2 separate regions of the Homo sapiens genome follow, and region 2 is linked to region 1. A link is a loop called in an ENCODE intact Hi-C map of the cell type or tissue named here. Cell type or tissue: heart left ventricle. All regions are shown on one strand.

The links. Peaks named below come from ENCODE experiments on the same cell type or tissue, not always from the same donor. Only the 100,000 strongest peaks of a DNase experiment are listed, where the experiment ranks them.
Region 2: a loop joins it to region 1, with 2.5 times the contacts of the local background. A loop is called at or near these places in 19 of 110 quality-filtered maps.

The regions. Positions count from the first base shown.
Region 1 is chr4:38,560,763-38,568,762 of GRCh38, forward strand. It overlaps LINC02278 (long intergenic non-protein coding RNA 2278), which reads left to right and starts at 3,241. Exons shown (of 3, transcript NR_146991.1): 1 at 3,241-3,354. RefSeq lists enhancers at 138-217, 348-437. In heart left ventricle, no CTCF peak of the experiment used is centred here; DNase peaks (open chromatin) are centred at 2,089, 2,306 and 4,669; H3K27ac peaks cover 1,968 bases.
Region 2 is chr4:38,651,958-38,659,957 of GRCh38, forward strand. All of the region lies in intron 1 of KLF3-AS1 (KLF3 antisense RNA 1), which reads right to left. Among named protein-coding and RNA genes, the nearest start is that of KLF3, 8.2 kb to the right of the region's middle. In heart left ventricle, no CTCF peak of the experiment used is centred here; no DNase peak of the experiment used is centred here.

The DNA of each region.
Region 1 (8,000 bases):
ACTCTTTGAAAGGTTCATGCCTAAACCACTCTCCCAGGTCACCAAACCACCCCAGGGCAGCAACCTCAAGAAGAGGCAAGGGCAGAACTGACCAGTTGGTCCTTTCTGGACACGCCTGAACTTTCACGATGTGAGAGAAAAGTCACACACTCACTTTCACAGGCTGCTCCAGATGGCAGCGAAAACCACACATTTTACAAGTGAGTTATGAGTGATCACACAAAGGGTTACTCAATCTGTTTCCACTTGACTAAGAGTTTTGAGGTAAATCCTTTGAAGCTTGCATAGTCACCTGGGACTTCAAAAGTAAGTTATTTAGAGCTGTACAGAGTGAAATAGTGGTTATTGCTGATTAATCTTGATAAATACGACACAGCAATGAAGTAGGTATTATAGAACTGCATGCTTGATAAAATGAATTATTTCTATATAGGAGAGACATAAAAATGCATTAACAATGGAAATAAGTTATATGTGTAATCCTAAGATTGAAGTTGCTGCTTATAATTTACAAAGCATCATCTCATTTATTACTTCAGTTGATCTTCACAAAATGTTCTAAGGTACATTATCTTACTATTCCCATTTTATAGATGAGGAAACTGAGGATCAGAAAGGCGAAGTGGCTGATGGATATAGTTTGTATATTTGTCCCCACCCACATCTCATGTTGGATGTAATCCCCAATGTTGGAGGTGGAGACTGGTGGGATTTGCATCATGGGGCAGATCCCTCGTGGCTTGGTGCTGTCTTCCCAATTGTAAGTGAGTTCTCACGAGATCTGGTTGTTTAAAAGTGTGTGGCACCTCCCCACCCACACTCTCTCTCTTGCTCCTGCTTTCTTTTTTTTTTAGGCTGATCATCTTGCTGCCACTTTTGCCATGTGAACTGCCTGCTCCTGCTTTGCCTTCCACCAGGATGGAAAGCTTCCTGAGGCCCCTCCAGAAGCTGATGCCAGAGCTATGCTTCCCATACAGCCTGAAGAAGTGTGAGCCAATTAAATCTCTTTTCTTTATAAATTATCCAGTCTCCAGTGTTTCTTTATAACAATGCAAAAACAGACTAACAGGACCCAAGGACACACAGCCAATAAAATGACATCGTTGTATATTTGTTGCAAGTAACAGAAACTCCAAATCAAACCATGTTTTCTAAACAGTAATGGGAATGTATAAACATATGTTACAGAAAAAGTCCAGTGGTATGGTGGGCTTCAGACATAGCTTGATCAGAAATTCAGCTCTGTTTTATTTCAATTGTCTTGGATTTACCCTTCTTTTTGTACCAGCTTTATTCTCATCCTCTCTATTAATAGCAAAATACTGAAGCAGTCTCAGGACCCACCACACTGTCCAGAAGGAGAAAGGATATTTCTTTCTCCAATTATCAAACAAGAGTCATAGACTTCCCTTTTCTTGCACCAGTGGCCAGGGAATGCCAAAACAGGCCTAGGGTATATATCCATGCATGAGCCAATGCCCATGGCAATTAAGGCTACAACCTAGAGGCCTAAAGGTTGGACCAGTAGCATCCAAGCCTTGCAGATGCTATACCAAGTGGGAGGGGTAGAATGGATGCTGGAGAGTAAACCACAATCCACCACAAGCCAGGACCTGAATTCATAGCTTATGGCTCTAAATCCTAGGGGTTTTTTTCCTATACATTACATGTTGTTGTTCTTCACTTGTAGATCTTATGACTCCAAGTAAAGCTGCTATTTTTGCCTATAAATGTGCCTTAAAAGGCCCTCAGGTGACCAGATGTCTTTTCCAGCTGCTGCACACCAACACTGGACATTTCTTTGTGTGTGCTGCCATGATCTGTGAAGTCTTCTGCTTTTTTGGTTATTTCTCTAACTCATGTTCCTCTAGATTCTTTTGCCCCATTCATTTTTGTTTCAAATACATTTTTGTCTCTTTGTGTCAGAGCCCAACCAGGAAGACAGAAATCATTCCGAATATTTAAAACAGAGGAAAGTTAATGCAATGAGATGAAAGAAACTTAAAAGCCAAACAAGGGATGGTGAGGCAATCCAGAGACCAGCAGCAGCAGGAAGTTGCCGCCACTCCTAGGCTGGAGGGACAAAGGGAGGAGGTGATGCTAGCAGAGCCCAGGGACTGGGATTACCCAGAGGAAGCTGGAACCATGACAGACTTCCTGTGCAAACTGGAGTCGTGGAAGAGAGGGAGCAGCTGCCAGAGATACTACCCCAGGACAGAGGGAGAGGGAAAAATACCCTGACGTCTTCCTTCCTCCTGCTCATCAAACTCCCACCAGAGCCTCCCATTAGCCAAACTCAGCTAGAAGCCAGCTAACACAGGGCCCTGAGAACTGCAGCCGGGAGGGGTCAAGCCCCTCCCACAATACAGAACAGGGGAAGGAAGGGTGAGGATCTCACATCACACAGTCCAGAACCAGCTATATTTGCATGACAAATGTCATACATGTTCACTGTGGAAGTTTCAGAAAATACAGATATGCAAAAATAAAAAGGTAAAAATCATGTTCTATTAGTTCTGAAGAGGTAAGATCCAATCAGCCAGTCCCAGGGTACTGCTGAATGCTACCTGTTTCTCATTAATGATTGAGCAAGCCATGTTCTAGTCTTCTCCCTATCAATAGGCCAAGCACTCTAGCAGTTTGACATTTTGTTATACACACTCTGAGAAATTCAATTTCTCCCTTCTATTAAGTCAAAAGTAAAAAAACCAAAACCAAAAAAAAAAAAACCCCAGATTTTAGAAAGGTTGTTAAGAAAAACTTTATTTCTTCTAGGAACCTGTTTTTGCTTTTTTTCCCAGGTAACATGTGCCATATGATTTATCAGGTTTTCTCTTTTTGCCCAGGCTACTAGGAAACTCAGAGATACATCTCATGCTCCAGACCAGCAACTTTAACCCTTTGGGTAGGCGTGTGCTTCTTCCCTCTTCTGCATGTTCCAAATTGTATTTTATCATATCAACTCTATTATGCATGTGTGTGTGTGTGTGAAGAAGACAGGGATGAATATAGCCACAGAAGGGAGAAGACCTTGAGTTATTGCCCCAGAGAGTTGCTGGGCATCACTTGCCCTGTCCAACTTTGTCCACTCTATGCCAGCTGCCCAGCACTGGGAGAGTCATCTGCCACAGTAGAACAGACTTTTCTGTCACCCTCCTCAACAGCAGATGGCCGCTCTGCACTCATCCGTGTCATACATCATTGCTGAGTGAGACACCACCAACCACTGTGCAAATCACTAAGCGTCTTTGCCTCCAACTCTGTGGTAGGCTGGGAATTATGCCTGCGCACTCAAATCCACTCTATTTCAATAATTTTTCAGCTAAGGGGGCTCAACTGAGCATCGTGACAATGGTAAGGGGTGGAGCTAGGGGCTGTCAGTGGGATTATGGTTAGATTTTTAATTAGATGGGGCATTTTAATTAGGTTGGGCAAAAGCTTTTTCAAGGAGGTGAAAGCATTGTCTCCTCCGGCGAGCACGTCTCTGGCTTATTTAGCTTCCTTGATTCACAAGTTAGTCCCTCTTGAAGTGTTTTTCTTGTACTTTGTTTATTTGAGGCTGATAGTCTGGGCATGGGGCCCAGTTTAATATAATTTTTACTGTTGCTACCACATCCCAAATTCTATTGAGATGGTTGTTATCATTGTTGTTAAGACACCTTACAGTGTCAATTACCAAGGCCAGGTGTACTCCCATACTCCCCCCACCCCAGCGCACCCCTTTTCTTTTCTTTTTTTTTTTTTGAGACGGAGTCTCGCTCTGTTGCCCAGGCTGGAGTGCAGTGGCGCGATCTCAGCTCACTGCAAGCTCCGCCTCCCGGGTTCACGCCATTCTCCTGCCTCAGCCTCCCGAGTAGCTGGGACTACAGGAATCCGCCACCACGCCCGGCTCATTTTTTGTATTTTTAGTAGAGACGGGGTTTCACCATGTTAGCCAGGATGGTCTCGATCTCCTGACTTCGTGATCCTCCCGCCTTGGCCTCCCAAAGTGCTGGGATTACAGACATGAGCCCCTCCGCCCGGCCCCCTTTTCTACTTCACCTATTAGAAATGAAGCTGATGCTTACTCCCGTGCCATTGAGACAATGTGCGTTTGTGACTCTGTAGCATAGCAAAGTAGATATTTGGTAATTATCTGGATAATTTGATTGCGATAGGGAAATAGTTCCAATCACTTAGGTCCTAGAGTTTATCTGTGAGTCTAAAGAACATGAAATCTCCCCCCACATTGCTTATAATTTCCTCTGAGTTCTATAAATACATAGGATGCTTTTACAGCAAATTTCCCTCCCTAATTATGTTTTACATAATCTAATACATTCATATTAGTTTGCCTCCTCTAAGCATATAGCAGCCAAAAGATACCTTGGCTGGAAGGCTAGAGAGGGAAACTGACCACAGTGCATCATCAGTGTAGAGTTAACAGCTGACAATAATAATATAGATTCAGCACTGACAAAAGAAAGGAAATAGTGCAACATTTGGTTTGAAAAGTGTGTGTGTGTGTGCGCGCGCGTGCGTGTGTCTGTGTGTGTTCCAGTGTTCCATTTGGGTCAGACCCTTAGCATGACTTTAGAATGCAGGCGTTTAAGGTGAGGGATTGTAATAATAACCCACTTCAGGAGTGTGGACATTAGCCAATAGACATGCACCTCTGGCTTCCCGCCAAGACCTGAGGTGGAGCCCAGGCCTGGGCTTGTCCACAAGGTTCATGTCTTCAGCAGATACAGTCTTGCTGCAAAGTTGTACTGCACTAACAATGAGACTCACTGGAAAAATAAATAAAATGCTTTAAATGTTTAAATGCATTTCCAAGTATTCATCTTCCAAATATTTAGACCCTGAGCCAATTTGGGCCAAGAGCCCAAGCTTCCTGTACATGCAGGATGGTTCCAGCAATCTCCTGAAGATCAGCAAATATGTAACAACTTAAAATATCATCCTCTCAGAGCCAAAAGAATAATTCCCTAGGTATTGCTCCAGGAAATCAACTTGCTGTCTCTGTCCGAAGTCCTCCTTCATAATGTCTGTAGGAACACATTAGTTTTAGTAACTTTAGTAACTTCTTACAAAGGCCTCCATGAGACCATGGTCTGTGTCCGCTGTGAGACTCCAATATAAACAGGAGTGGGAAAGGAGATTTGAGAGTAGAGACGTGTAGGATGAAAAGGGAAAAGGGAAGAGAGAGAGGTGCAGAAAGAACAAACAGCCTATTGAGGATATTGGTAGCCATAGAAGGTTTTGATGCCTGCACCAAGTCTCGAAGGGTAAGTCTGAGTAAACCAAGGTTGTTTGGTTTTGTTTTGTTTTGTTTGCTTTTTTACCAGAGGGGAGGGGTGTTGGAAAACGACTTCCTTTTGCATTTAAATTTCTCTAAATTCAGTAGTCAGGTAATTTATTCTCCTTTTTCCAGCCATATCCATACTAAAACATTTTATTTTCCTTTTTCTTTCTAAGCCACCACAGCAAAAAGAAAAAAAAATCATAGCACTGCCAAGGAATTTATCTACTTCTAAAGTTCAGCAATCATATCTTTATCTAGGAAGCTCCACAAAATAAAATAAATACTTTCCATGTAGATTTTGATTCTAGGGTACCTGTATTAGTGTTTTGTTCAGTCTTCCTCGTGGACTAAGTAGAACAGTGAAGTTGAATCTTACATGCACTCAACTTTTGTAAGTTCAATTATATACGAGACAGAGAGAGAGAGAGAGAGAATGAATGTTGGTCTTAAAAAGCATGTGCCCCAGAGTGAACATGAGAAATGAATCTATTGTGCCTGAACTGACTGCATGCTCATAGATAACTCACCATGCAGTCTCTTGCTTAAAATACACATTTCTCATATACATGACCCCAAAATTCAAGCAAACTGCTTCACTGATACTCAAACAAGAAAACAGCCCTGCTTTCCAATGATGGAGGGAAAACTGGCTGAGAGACAGTGTGCCAGTCTCTGACATGACACCTCCCTAAGAGAGTTGCATGAGTAGTTTTGATAACCTGTGATTTTCATCTTGGGGCTGACTTTAGAACCTGACCCTCTCATCAGCCACATCTCTGCTGAATTAACCCCCCTTGGCAAATGCAAAAGTAAAAAGAAGTGGGATCATTTTTCCAATATCTCTGAATTTGTGCCAAGACTAGAAACTTTGCTTTCTCAAACTCCATGGCCAACCACAAAGCACATTGCAATCTCTTTAGCCTTTTCACCAATTTGGAGTACAAAAATGGTCCACAGACAAAAGCCACAAGAGACAGGGAGCCATTTGTTCTTTTATTCACCAAATATTTGTGGAGTGCTAATGATGTAACAGGCACAGGATTTAGTAGGGAGCTACTGCTGAATGAAAAGAGTCAAAAGCCCTACTTTTGACTTGGCAATTATCAAGCTAGCTTGGTAACCTACTGTTGACTTGGCAATTACCAAGCTTGTTAGCTTGCTGTGTGACATTGGAAGAATTACTCGACCTCCCTGAGTTTCCTTTGCCTACTTCACCAAAAAACGTGAAACAATACGGCACATAAGTCCTAAGGTTTCTCTCAGTTATATATTATGTGAAATTGGCTTAGAAATATTTTTTAAAACTTGAGAGAAATATAACAAACTTCCTTATAGCAACGTTTGTCTATTACTAACAAGCACTTTGCCCCGGTAGCCTTTTTTCTCAGCTTTGCTCCCCAATGTTACGGTCAATTTCACCACCTATCTCTCTTCCACATGCATCGACATTAGCTGCTCCCCGTCTCCCACTCCTGGAGCTTCCAGTAGACACATAAACGAAATGAAGGGGTTTCTTCCTAGGTTTTGTTCCCTGTCATAGTTGCTGTTGTTCAAGCCCTACCAGAGTGATTCAGGCTTCAGTGTTTTGATTAAAAGTAGTGATAGCCATGTTGTGGACAAAAGATATGGAAATAGATCTCTTGTATGATTAATCATACTTTCGGTTGTGTAAATGTTTCATTTTCAATGACTACATCATCGGTAATATGACTTTTGTGTTATATCATCAGGCATGTGGACCTGTTCACACTTAGTTATTGAATTTGGCATAATAATGGCTTAAGCACCAATTGTCTTTATCCCATCTAACTGAAGGAGTAATAATAGCAAACATTTGGTTACTCTGGGGGGAAAAGTTCTATAAAATGCTTAAATGTTTGTGATACTATATCAAGGAATGTTAGCCAAATATTACTTTCTGCAATACCCACTTCTTAGTTGTTCTATTCAATCAATAAATGAATATTGGAAGAAGGCCTACTCAATCAAGAGTTGTGCTTAATTCACCCCACCGAGCATTCAGGAGAAGACCAAGTAGAAGTGTACAATTTCCTGAAATAAGAGGAGATATGGTGGCAAGCCAGGGATGCCTCAATTTGAGTGCCACTTTTGTAGGTAGCTAGATGTTTGATCCCCAAGTAGCTACTCTGTCATTTTGAGCTTTACATTCTCCACAAGGACTTTAATAACCCCTGCTTCATCTTCTTCACAAAAATTTTGTGAGGATAAATTGATGATGTAAAAAAAAGAGGAAGAAGTATCACATGTACATAATGCTTACTTGCCAAGCATTTCATATATATTCACTTATTTAATTCTCATAACAACCCTGTTTTATAAGAGACCAGTCATTGAGAGGTTAAGCGGTTTGTTAATAAAAGGTGGAGTTGGCATTCAAATTGAGAAAGCATTCATACTTTTATCCCCTATATGATAATAAATTATACAGAGGTAGCTACTAAAATATATTTAATGCATAGAAGGGAAGAAACAAACTTTTTTCACCCTCTCCCACTTTTAACGGAAATGTGGAGGTGGGAGAAGATAAATATCTGCAATAGTTTTAATGCACACTACATGATTAAGATGACTTTGCTGGGTTAATAACAATATGTTTCACATTCTGTAGTTTTTCTCACAAAGTTATAATGCTTTTGATCTATCAGGTTTAAAAATATCATGCATTTATGCAACAATTCCTTATTTTCCTCCTGAA
Region 2 (8,000 bases), 91 kb after region 1:
AGCCTGGCTAACATGGTGAAATCCCCATCTCTACTAAAAATATAAAAATCAGCTGGGCATGGTGGCGTGCACTTATAATCCCAGCTACTTGGGAGGCTTAGGCAGGAGAATAGCTTGAACTCGGGAGGCAGAAGTTGTAGTGAGCCTAGATCACACCACTGTACTCCAGCCTGGGAGACAGAGCAAGACTCCATATGAAAGAAAGAGAGAAAGAGAAAAAAAGAGAGAGAGAGACAGAAATTAAGACTGTTATCTGGAATTGAAATAATAACATAATCAACAGTGTTGGCAGGGTGCAGTGGTTCACACCTGTAATCCCAACACTTTAGGAGGCCGAGGCAGGTGGATCACGAGATGAGGGGTTCGAGACCAGACTGGCCAACATGTGAAACCCCGTCTCTACTAAAAATACAAAAATTAGCCAGGTGTGGTGGTGGACACCTGTAATCCCATCTACTCGGGAGGCTGAGGCAGGAGAATTGCCTGAACCTGGAGGTGGAGGTTGCAGTGAGCCGAGATCTCAGACACAGCAATTGCTGTGTCTGAATTATACAATGCATCTTTGTCAGTCATCTGTACCAAATGGTCTAGATTAACTGGGGTTTTTTTTTTTTTTTGGAGGGGGGGGCGTTGTTGTTTGTTTGTTTGTTTGGATCTAAGGGTACTTCTGCAGGTGCAGAAGAAAGTTAAGGGAAATACATTAATAAATGTGACTAATTTTGTCATTATCCAAACTACACTACTCATTTGATAACTACCACCTAATGAAAATTGAAAAGTCCTGAGGACTGGACTCCAGACAGGTACTTTCAAATGCATCATAACTGGGAACACCTTGAGATATGTGGTTCGAGAAAGTAAGCTGATATCCTACCAAGAGTGTCTCTCCTGGGAGGTGGTGACAAATGCTCCTCAAGACTTCTCCTGTTTCCTCCTAAATCTTGGGAACTCCTTTAAGACGCCCTCATCTTCATAGTACCAAATGAAAGAAAATCAATTGCATTTGAAACAATTTGCCACATAAGAAAATAAACAAACATGGAAAAGGAGACACATTCGTGTGAATCTCAGGGGAAATCTTATTTTTCAGATATTGATGAAATAGCAAAAGAAACAAGATGAGTTTAGAATACCATCATCCATTCCTGCTTCTTTTGAATCCATTTCCCTTATCTTTAGTGCAGAAAAGGAAACTGATTAGATACATTACTGTGTAGCAAAAGTTGTACTCAAATTTTGAAAGTGTTTCCCTCCTTTTTAAAAAACTAAATGTTTCTCTTTTTTAGAAAGTGAATTTTCTCTATTGAGAAGATACCATGACCACTAGGCAGAATTATATATTTAGTTGTGCTAGAGCACTGATGACTTCTTTTATGATGATTTTTTTAAATGTTTAAATATTCCTCATAAACCTGCAAAACTTAAGTGCTAGACTCTATAACGTTTCATAGTTAATAGACCCATTTGCAACAGCAATGAGAAAAATTTAAATTTAAGTCCAGACACGTCACATAAAATTATTGACTGGCTGGGCTGTGCACAGTGGCTCACGCCTGTAATCCCAGCACTTTGGGAGGCCGAGGCAGGCAGATCATGAGGTCAGGAGATTGAGACCATCCTAGCTAACACGGTGAAAACCCATCCCTACTAAAAATACAAAAAATTAGCCAGGCATGATGGCACGCGCCTATAGCCCCAGCTACTAGGGAGGCTGAAGCAGGAGAATCTGTTGAACCCAGGAGGCGGAGGTTGCAGTGAGCCGACATCGCACCACTACACTCAGCCTGGGTGACAGAGCAAGACTCTGTCTCAAAAAACAAACAAAAAAAAACCAACAATTATTGACGGGCTAAAATATTCTGGAAAATCTAATAAACTAAACATATTGATGTGAGCATGAACACAATATATATTGTAGATTTCTTGTTCCTATCACAAGCAAGTAACTTTAAGGGCAAAGCACACCAAAAAAAAAAAGCCTTTTACATAATTCAAAGCTGTCCATACTTTCTTTTATCCTCTTCCATTCTTTTTTATTATTTTTTTTTAATTTTTATTTATTTATTTTTTATTATACTTTAAGTTTCTAGGGTACATGTGCACAACATGCAGGTTTGTTACATATGTATACATGTGCCATGTTGGTGTGCTGCATCCATTAACTCGTCATTTACATTAGGTATATAACAGTATCTTCAAGACAAGGGGAGGAAGGGAAGACACACTGCAATATACATCTGGACATATTTTAAAGATATTCACGATAGAAGAAAGCACAAATTAATGAATAAACAATTGGATAGATGACGTGCCTTGTTTGATGTGAGAACACTTAATAAAAGGTTAAAATTAATGAGCTAAGGGAAGAAAACATGGCTAAAAGGGCTGGTAGCTCTGTAAGGGTGGGGACAGGGCGGGGAACAGAGTCAGGGAGACAAACAGGATGCTGGGAGGTGAGAAATAAGGGTGGGGAGTAGTGGGCAATCTCAAGAGGAACTAACAAGGCCGTTGCTTATAGTTACCCAGAAAACCTACGAACAATAACAGACAAGCAGATGCAGCTCAGAAAGAAACAGCGGAGCAGCTAGAAGCCCCTCCTGCTGAGACAACGCACCAGACACGTTAATGGTGTTTGGGGGCTGCAGGTCATCTCTCACATACTCACATCCACAACTGCTGACACCTCTGTTTCCCGTCGAATCAACAGATCCTGGCAAAAGACCCCCAGAGAGGATGAATGGACCTTGATCCAGGAGTTTTAATATATTCCTATCTCTTCAGAAATAGGAACTTCGGCTCTACTCATTCTAGTTTGCTGGCTTTTCTATTTTTGGTTTTGGTGGGTTTTTTTTGTTTTGTTTTGTTTTTTGTGTTTGTTTTTAGCTTTTCTTCTTTGGAAAGGTTTGTCAAGTAAATACTGTTACGTGTCATTTTGAAGAGGAAATTCCAGTTCCAAGAACCAGCACAGGTCCAACTATCCAAGCAGTCTTTAAAAAGCCAAAGAGTCGGCCGGGTGCAGTGCCTGCAATCCCAGCACTTTGGGAGGCCGAGGCAGGCGGATCACAAGGTCAGGAGTTGGAGACCAGCCTGGTTAACATAGTGAAACCCTGTCTCTACTAAAAACACAAAAACTAGCCGGGTGTGGTGGGACATGCCCATAATCCCAGCTATTCGGGAGGCTGAGGCAGGAGAATCACTTGAAGCTGGGAGGAGGAGGTTGCAGTGAGCTGAGATCATGCCACTGCACTCCAGCCTGGGCGACAGAGCTAGACTTCATCTCAAAAAAAAAAAAAAAAAAAAAAAAAAAACCCACAGTCAATAAAAGACGTTTGCCTTCTCTCACTGCCCTTGATTCCTAGAGCCTCCCTCTTCACCACCTCCTGCCCCGCTAGACTCAGCCCCCTTCAAAATCCCAATCAAAGGACTGCACCTCTGGCTCTGAGGTGCTTTCAAAGGGCCAACTTGCAAAACTGTGCTTCAGATCTGACACTTAATCATACACAACTTGCCCGTTTCTTTCTTTCTTAGCGGTTTTTTTTTTTTTTTTTTTTGAGACAGTCACTCTGTCGCCCAGGCTGGAGTGCAGTGGCACAATCTCGGCTCACTGCAAAGTCGCCTCGCAGGTTCAAGCGATTCTTCTCCCTCAGCCTCCGGAGTAGCTGGGATTATAGACACGTGCCACCACGCCCAGCTAATTTTTGTATTTTTAGTAGAGACAGGGTTTCACCATGTTAGCTAGGCTGGCCTCGAACTCCTGACCTCAAGTGATCCACCACCTCAGCCTCCCAAAATGCTGGGATTACAGGCGTGAGCCACCATGCCTGGCATTTTAGCTATTTTTTAAAACACACTTGTTTCTTATTACAAAAGGAATACATGCTCATTAAAGAAAAAAACTCAGAATATTGAAAGGCAAAGAAAAAATATCCCCCCTACTCCTATCACTTGGATATGAGCATTATTATCATTTTCATGTTTTTGTGTATTAGCAAATCTTTTTTAATTGCCAGGGTGATGAAGAACTCTCCACTGTTCATGTGGGAGAACCATGTGTTTAATTTTTTCTAGGACAGATCAGCAAAACTTCCAAAGCATTTGTGAAGGCAGAATGGCTTGCCAGGTTGGGAGACCAAGGAATAAAAGGCTGAAGTCCTCTTCCCAGCCAAGTACCAGGGGAGCCTGTGCAACTGAGCTTTTACACGGAGGGAAATGCTTCAAACTTCAGGGTTTTGGAAGTGTGGGCATGCAATGCACTTGGAATGAGCAGAAAAGAAAAGGTGGCAAGACCACTTCCCTAGAGCACAGTGTACACCCTGCCTCTTTGCTGGCTTAGTCACTAAGGTAGAAAAATGCTCACACGTGCACATGTACATGTGCATGTGTGTACAGGGTGAGAGAGAGAGAGATGACATATGTATATATACATGAATAGATGTATGCACCCTTTGCTTGCTGCCTTCTGCTCTGCACTGTTGGAGCTTTATACTGACATTAAACTTCATGTCATTTTTATATGCTATCATGCCACTCACCTGCTTAAAAACCTTCTGTGGTTTCCCGATGTCAAATTCCAATTTTCTCCACAACATGGCCTTGACTGACCTCTCCTACCTTATCTCACTCCACTCCTAAGTGACCCAGGTTCCTGTTGGACCCTTTGCCTCCATGCCCTTTCCAGATCCTAAAATGTGATTTCTAGCCCCTTCTGCAGCCATGAAGTTCTAACACAGATATCACCTCCTCCATGAAGATTTTGAGGATTTCCTGACCAGATGTCATTTCTTTTGCAAGACTGTAAGCTCCTTGAAGACAAAAACCAAACCACACATTACTGCTCATATTTTGGACAAATAAATTTACCTTTTTATCCATTTAATTCTCATATCATTGTCCTTTTCTAAATTTTATTCATTATATTCTTGGCCGGGCACAGTGGCTCACACCTGTAATCCCAGCACTTTGGGAGGCCAAGACAGGAGCATCACTTGAGATCAGGAGTTCAAGACCAGCCTGACCAACATGGTGAAACCCCGTCTCTACTAAAAATACAGAAATTAGCCAAGGGTGGCACACACCTATAATCCCAGCTACTTGGGAGGCTGAGGCAGGAGAATCGCTGGAACCCAGGAGGCAGAGGTTGTTGCACTGAGTTGAGATTGTGCCACTGCACTCCAGCCTGGGTAACAGAATGAGATTCTGTCTCAAAAATAAAATAAAATAAAATAAAATAAAATAAAATAAAATAAAATAAATTGTATTCATTATATTATTATTTCTGCATTGTGTAATAATTAAGCAGAATAATACATATATTCTCTCTAATTCCTTGAATGCAGGGATTATGTCATACATATTTCTTGCACTATCACCCCCACCCGAGACCTATGGTAAAAGTTCAAGCAATACTAACTGAAGTAGATTAAATTCAAGATTTAAATGCCAATAATTATTCCTTAACATAGAGGAGAGGGATGGAAACATAAAGAGTCCACCTTACTCCAAAATAGTTGAAAAACAGCCTCATTCCAAAACAAGGGAGGTAGTTTTTCTTACTTTGTGGGTCTCCCATTCTTTACTTACTCTGACTACCAGCACAGGAAAAATCTAGGTAGTCTCCAACTCAGCAAGAAGTTGCAGTCTCTTTGTATGTGTAGGACATTGATTTGGAAATTATAAATAATTTCGCTTTGAAGTCATAGTATAAATAATGTTTTAAGGTCTCTGACAGGTCTCCAAAAGTTGACTGAAACTCTTAATAAAGAAGAAATAATATGTTTTCAATAAAAAGTAGAAAATAAAACTACTGACATATTTTACTTGCAAAATAACCAATAAACAATGAAATACACGTGATTTTTTTTTTTTTTCTTTTGAGATGGAGTCTTGCTCTGTCGCCCCTGCTGGAGTGCAGTGATGCAATCTCGGCTCACTGCAAGCTCCGCCTCCCGGGTTCAAGCAATTCTTCTGCCTCAGCCTCCAGAGTAGCTGGGATTACAGGCGCATGCCACAGCGCCCGGCTAATGCTTATATTTTTAGTAGAGACAGGGTTTCACCATGTTGGCCAGGTTGGTCTCAAACTCCTGACCTCAGATGATCTGTCTGCCTCAGCCTCTCAAAGTGCTGGGATTACAGGTGTGAGCCACCACACCCAGCCCAAGTGATTATTTTTAATTTGAATAATCATGATTCAAGGAAAGCAGATTTAACTATAGAAAAAGGATATCTTCTAACCATTCTCTCCTGGTGGCTATCTTCCATGTTTCTCAGACATTTTTTTTTTTTTTTAATGGAATTAAGACATGACTTGAGGGCCTAAGTCTTACTCTGCCCATAGCTCTGAGTAATTTCAGGATCCACAAGGAACCATGTTTAACACCCCAGTCACTCTTTTCACTCATCTCTTCATCTTCAGGGATCTTCTCCACTCCCTTCTAGTTCTCCCACTTCCGCAGGCACTCCCTGGACCGCACCATCCCCTAGGACTGCTTCACCTCTAAATACTAAACTTACAGGTAGGTCCCCATTCTCTGACAACTCACCTCCTAACCTTCCAGGTCACTCACTCCATTATTCCCAAGACACCCATTCTTCAACCTATTTGGAATGTCCAGTTCACCAATCCCTTGGCTATTTCTCTACAGCCTTATTCTGTTTTACCTCTCTGAGTTAGGTCCCAAGAACCAACATTTCCACTGTGCCACTGTCCTTGGATTGCACTGTCCTGCCAAACACAATCCAAGACAACTGTCCACCTGCACTAGAAATGCTGAGAGCTTCTGGAGGTGGGAGTGGATCATACATCCAGTCTGATCTTCACCAGAACTCATGGTCACCTAACTCAACCTCGGTATTTCCTGGCAATTCTAAATTAGATGGATGGATAGATAATAAAGGTGGAAACTTGCAGAGATGATGCAGAGAATCTCCACACCTTTTGTAATGTTTTAGAGATGGATAATTCTTAGACTAGCATTTCTAATTTTACTTCAAATCATATAGCTTTGTTTTCCTTTAAGGTAAATGTATCTGTGCTGCTCGTAAATTCACAAGCACATGACACTTTTCTGCCTTGGTAGCTTTGTCTGTCATCACACGAGGAGGAGAAATGCCCTGGGAAGAAATAGAAAAGCTCTAAAGTAGATTGGAAAAGAAATAAGAAATCTCAAGAAAATGTATTTGTGTAGCAGGAAGAGACTGCCTGAGATGGGATATACTGTGATGTAAGTCACAAAAGAGAAAGTGGAGGTTTGCAGTGGCTTGTGTCCACTAGCCCCTGAATCCATTTCAACATGGTGTTATTGTCCTGGGGTAGCTTAGCTGTCATACATTAATTAACAAATACTTATGGAACACCTTCTACTTCTATTTGTCAGACACTGTTCTAGAAGCTTGAGAAAAAGTGAATAAAACAATGTCCCTGCTCTCACAGAGCTCACATCCTAATAAGAAAAAAAGGTAGCAAATAAACAAAAAAAGAAAGGGGGTTTTTAGTTAACGATATACAAAAAAAGAAAAGAAAATAGGACAATGACTAAACAATGAATGGGCATATTAGTCCATTTCGTGTTGCTGTAAAGGAAACACCTGAGGCTGGGTAACTTATAAAGAAAACACATTTATTTGGCTCACTGTTCTGCTGGTTGGAAGGCTCCTTCCTTGCATGGCAGAAGGTGAAGGGGAGCCAGTGTGTGCAGAGATCACAGGGCAAGAGAGAAACAAGAGAGCCAGGAGGGAAGTGCCAGGCTCGGTTGTTTTTTTTTTGAGACAGAGTTTTGCCCTTGTTGCCCAGGCAGAAGTGCAACAGTGCAGTCTCAGCTCACTGCAACCTCCGCCTCCCAGGTTCAATCGATTCTTCTGCCTCAGCCTCCCAAGTAGCTGGGATTACAGGCGCCCACCACCACACCTGGCTTCTATCTTTTTTTGTATTTGTAGTAGAGATGGGGTTTCATCACGCTGGCCAGGCTGGTCTCAAACTCCTAACCTCAGGTGATCTGCCCACC